Linked DNA regions of Homo sapiens: region 2 is linked to region 1. The links are chromatin loops, found by intact Hi-C in ENCODE. Cell type or tissue: heart right ventricle. All regions are shown on one strand.

What was found. Hi-C counts contacts between places; a loop is a spot of excess contacts. Peaks named below come from ENCODE experiments on the same cell type or tissue, not always from the same donor. Only the 100,000 strongest peaks of a DNase experiment are listed, where the experiment ranks them.
Region 2: it touches region 1 in a loop (2.5-fold over the local background); 4 of 110 quality-filtered maps call a loop at or near these places.

The regions. Positions count from the first base shown.
Region 1 is chr9:97,733,513-97,736,012 of GRCh38, forward strand. The region is part of intron 5 of PTCSC2 (papillary thyroid carcinoma susceptibility candidate 2); the gene reads right to left. Among named protein-coding and RNA genes, the nearest start is that of XPA, 37 kb to the left of the region's middle. In heart right ventricle, no CTCF peak of the experiment used is centred here; no DNase peak of the experiment used is centred here; H3K27me3 peaks cover 558 bases.
Region 2 is chr9:97,876,119-97,878,618 of GRCh38, forward strand. No RefSeq gene overlaps it. Among named protein-coding and RNA genes, the nearest start is that of FOXE1, 24 kb to the left of the region's middle. RefSeq lists an enhancer at 1-2,109. In heart right ventricle, no CTCF peak of the experiment used is centred here; DNase peaks (open chromatin) are centred at 823 and 1,353.

The sequences.
Region 1 (2,500 bases):
TGGTCTCTTTCCTCATTGCGCTCGTGGGGAAATTGAGGCAGGGGAAGGAAGAAATAGCCACAAGGAGTCAGGGTCAGGGAAGAGCCCCACCCTCACTACTTCTACCCTCTACACTAAGAAAAAACGTCCAGCAGAGGGAAGTGCTTTAGCCTCAAGCCTGCTGAGACTATCAGTGTTCTGAACAAGGCTGCATGTTTTACAGAGAGAATGCGGGCTTGGAATCAAACACACCTGAGGTCAAATCCTAGCTCCTCTCCTTGTAAGGAAATAATTTGAGGTCTCTGAACCTCAGGCCCCACATCTTGAAAATGGGATTAGGACTGGTGTTAGGATTACAGCTAATACACATGAAGTGTGGGGTGCATGGGATGTGCTGAGTAAATGGCTGTGATTATTATGAAGAAAATCTAGGTCACCCACAAAGTCCTGTTGCATTACCTGGAATATTACATAGGCTGGTGGCAGAGGCAGAGGGAGGAGGGAATGTTGACTTCCCGTGTTTTACCTGCTGTCTTTAAGTTCTTCCTTCCTCTGTGATCTGCGAGCCTTAACTCTAAGTTCACCCAGGACCATCCCACTGGACACACATGGTTGAGCAGCTACTCAGGATTGGGTCCTGTGAGAGACAGTGGGGTTTTGCTCCTGCCGTTGAGAAGCACCCAACCTGACAGGTAGACGGGCACCTATGTGGACAGCCACACTGTAGGGGGCAAACTGAGAGCCAGGGTGAGGAAGTGGTGTTTACAGCGGGCCCCAGGAGCCAAGGAGGACATCAGTAGTCAAACTCCGTCCGGGAAAACACACCAGATGCATGCAAGCCTGGCAGTTTACAGATGGGCAAGCAGACAGGTAGGGACTGGGGGAAGCTCTCCCAGTGGCCCTGAACCCTGGCTCTCCTGTCTCCCAGTGCTCCATCTTTCTATCTCTTTTGGAGTTTATCTTTTAGGGAAAGTTGGATTGATATAGTGTCAATAAAGAGGCCAGCAGATATGCAAGAGCTTAGTATGAACTTGTAGGCATAAAGCAAATCAAATATGTTAAGCAAACTGAGAGTCATAGAGTTCTTTGTATGCCTATCTGAGCTAATATTTCACAAAGAAGAAAGACGCATCTCCTTCCACAGCAGAGTACATGTGAACTTGTGTTAATAAGTGTTGTTTACAGAGTATTTTGGTTTCAAAACGACATCCACATGGAAGTTCAGGGGCAAGAGCAAGAACTCACCTATGACAGCACCTTGGTCTTTTCAAGGCCAGGCCTTGAGCTTGGAGCGTGGGTCCTGGCAATCAGAAGGCCTGTGTTCTAGGCTATCTGTGCTTGACTTGCTCTGTGATCTGGGCAGTTCCCTGTCTCTCCCTGGGCCTCAGCATCCCTGTCTGTGAAATGAAAGCTTTAGGCTAATTGTCTCCCAGGGCTCTTTCAGATCCAGAGCTCTCAAATGTTGCCATCTTTGTTTTTTGTATACTTGCAGCGGCCCTGGGAGGTTGACATCATCCTTCCCATTTTATAGGTGGAAAGTCAGGACTTTGAGGAAGGAAGAATCAGAAGTCACCCAAGAGTCAGAGGCTGAGCTAGATCACAACCCAGAGCCCATACCTTTCTAGTATAGCTTCTAGAAAGTCATGCATGTGTATATTTGTGTGTACATATGTGCGTGTGTATGAAGATACATGTCTCCATGTGTGCCCCAGAGCTGCCCTGTGCTTATTCCCTGGATGCTGCATGTGTAGACTTGTTATCTGGGCTGAGCTTATTCCAGGCAGTTCCACCCTGTGGGAGGGGAGAGAAGAGGGGCAAGGTGGAAGCGGCGAGGGAGCTACACCTACATTTTTGTGCTGCCCACTGATTTTAGCTGCTGAAACACAGGCTCCTGGCTGCTGTGTACTTAGCTAAGTCTGAGTGACTCCATACATGGGCAGTGGGCCGGAACGCTGCCCGCCAAGCATCAGAACTGACAACTTCTCTCACAACTGGGATCCAGGTCTGCAGGAGCATTCAAGGCCTTTCTTGCACACAGAAACACACATACACAGGCACATGTGCATGCACGCATGATGCACAGAGCAGGTGCCTTTCCCTCTCTGGCCTCAGTTTCCTAATTAGTAAAATGAGAGACTATCTTTGCTTGCCAGAGTATCCTTAGAGTTCAGAGACATTAAAGTTTGCTTTGCAAACTATAAAGTACTGGGAAGACCTTGCGGAGATAATGCTCATTCAATCTGCCCATATAAATAACAGAGAACGGAACTTTTCCCCATTTCTTTAAACCATACAGTTAGCCCCGTGGGCTCCCTCCAAATAGATATTGGATTAACTTACTCTAATACATAGATAATACCCTATTCTATTAATACAAAATTGGTGATTTCAGCCTCAGAAACATGCTATCTGATGTATCCTTTTCCCCACCGAATCTGGAATGGTTTGATTGCCAGAGAATACCCTGATTCATGATTCAAAAGGAAGATAATGTAGCGAGATGACTAATAGAATGGACTCT
Region 2 (2,500 bases), 140 kb after region 1:
CTGGGGGTAAATCTGTTGCATGCATATCTAGGAGTGGAATTGCTGGGTTGTGGGCTATGCATATATCTACTTGAGTAGATACTTCTAGTTTCCCAAAGTTGTTCTACCCATGTACACGCCCACCAGGGATGCACAGGAGTTCTCATTGCTCTATATTCTTGTCAACACTTGGTATTGTCAGTCTTTTTGTGTTTTATGCTTGTTTTTTTTTTTTTAGGGGAATGACCACCTGGTGGAGGTGGAGTCCCACTTGGGTTGAAGTATACTCACTCTGGCAGGAATGAAATCAGTGGTAATAGAGCTAGAATGAAAAAGGCCAATAAGAAGAGACGCCATAGAAGTGGAATACACAGGACTTGCACACAAGGTAGAAATGAACTTAAGAGGGAGATGGAGGAAGGTTTCTGTATGGGGTGGCTGGCTGGATGAGGGACTTCAGATTTGAAGCCAGGAGAAAACATCCCAATTTTATAACATCATGTTTGAAATGTAGGACAATGAGATGAAGATGTCCAATAAACTGTTAGCTATATGAGTCTGTTGCTTAGGGATGAGGTCAAGGCTGTAGACAGAGTTAGGAGTTATCACAGAGATGGGGGTTGAGGCTGGGGGGTGGCTGAGATTTCTCAGGTGGTTGTGTGCAATGAAAGAGACAAGGGCTGAAGACCAGACGCCTGGCTTAGGGGATGAGCGGAGGAAGAACAAGAGACAACATCGCTTCCCTCTGAAATGCTGGCACGGGCTGCGAAGCATGAGTCAGACCCTTCTAGCCCCAGCAGCAGCCTCAACAGCCTGGGTCTATCTCACCAGCCACACAGTTTTCTCCTGAATGAACTTGCATCACTAACCTCAGAAGCTGTGTTGCGAAATCCGCATCAGATTGCGTACCTCTGGTGGCGTCCTAGGGACAATGGGCACTAAAGACTCATAGCATCCTGGGGTTGGAGTCCTCCTCTCCGCCTCCACAACATCCCTGCCAATCAGTTATCGAGCACCCCAGGCAGGGAACTCATAACTTCCCACGGCATCCCATTTCCTTGTTGAGCAAGTGAAGATCTAAGAAAACCTTTTCTTGCAATCTCACGATACTGAAAAGTCAAAGAAAAAGATAACGCTATAATTTAATGGTAATGATCCAGGACAGAGTGAAATGCAAGGACTCTGCATCCTGGAAAATCCATGTCTATTAATGTACCCATCAGCATCTTCTTGCTGGGGTTAGGGTCATGGTGTTTGACTCCCCACAGGAAGCTGCAGTGATTTCATTACTATTTGCACACTGGTTGGGAATGTGCTCATCCGCTGCAGGCATTCCTCTGGCTTCATCAAGCAGTGAGTACAAGGGCCCTGGAATCTGGCCAGTCTCTCAGGACTGAAGCAGTGCATGCTACAGCACAAATCTACCAGGCTGGACACGTGGGAAGAATGAGCGGCTGTTAGATGAGAGCGAGCCCACTGCAAGCAAAGAGGGCAGAATGCCATTCTGTTCAACATTTTTTTCTGCGTGTTTAGCAGCATGTGGTCCTGTGTGGGTCTCTGGAGAAGAAGAAAGAAGATGGATCTAAGAAATGGTTCTCACCCAGCTGGGCACAGTGGCTCACGCCTGTAATCCCAGCACTTTGGGAGGGAGAGGCAAGTGGCTCACCTGAGGTCAGGAGTTCGAGACTAGCCTGACCAATATGGTAAAACCCTGGCTCGAATAAAAATACAAAAGAATGGCCAGGCTCTGTGGCTCATGCCTGTAATCCCAGCACTTTGGGAGGCCGAGGCAGGCGGATCACAAGGTCAGAAGTTCGAGACCAGCCTGGCTAGCATAGTGAAGCCTCATCTCTACTAAAAAATACAAAAATTAGCCAGGTGTCGGGGCAGGCGCCTATAGTCCCACCTACTCAAGAGGCTGAAGCAGGAGAATCGCTTGAACCAGGAAGGTGGTTGCACTGAGCCGAGATTGCACCACTGCACTCCAGCCTGGGCAACAGAGCGGGACTCCATCTCAAAAAAAAAAAAAAGAAAAGAAAAGAAAAGAAAGAAAGAAAAAGAAAAGAAAAAAAGAAAGGGTTCCCACCCTTGGGGAGATTGGTGGCAGAGGCAGAGACAGGCATGCAAAAGGAAGATGTAGCTGAAACTTTTTTTTTTCTTTTGAGATGGAGTCTTGCCCTGTCACCCAGGCTGGAATGCAATGGCACAATCTCAGCTCACTGCAAACTCTGCCTCCCAGGTTCAAGCGATTCGCCTGCCTCAGCCTCCTGAGTAGCTGAGATTACAGGTGCGTGCCACGATTCCTGGCTAATTTTTGTATTTTTTAGTAGAGATGGGGTTTCACCATGTTGGCCAGGCTGGTCTTGAACTCCCGACCTCAGGTGATCCACCCGCCTCGGCCTCCCAAAGTGCTGGGATTACAGGCATGAGCCACTGCACCTGGCCCTTTTGCTTTATTTTTATAAATTAAGTTGGCAGTGTTTTTTTTTTCACAAGGTAATATTTATAAAGTGTTTTTACA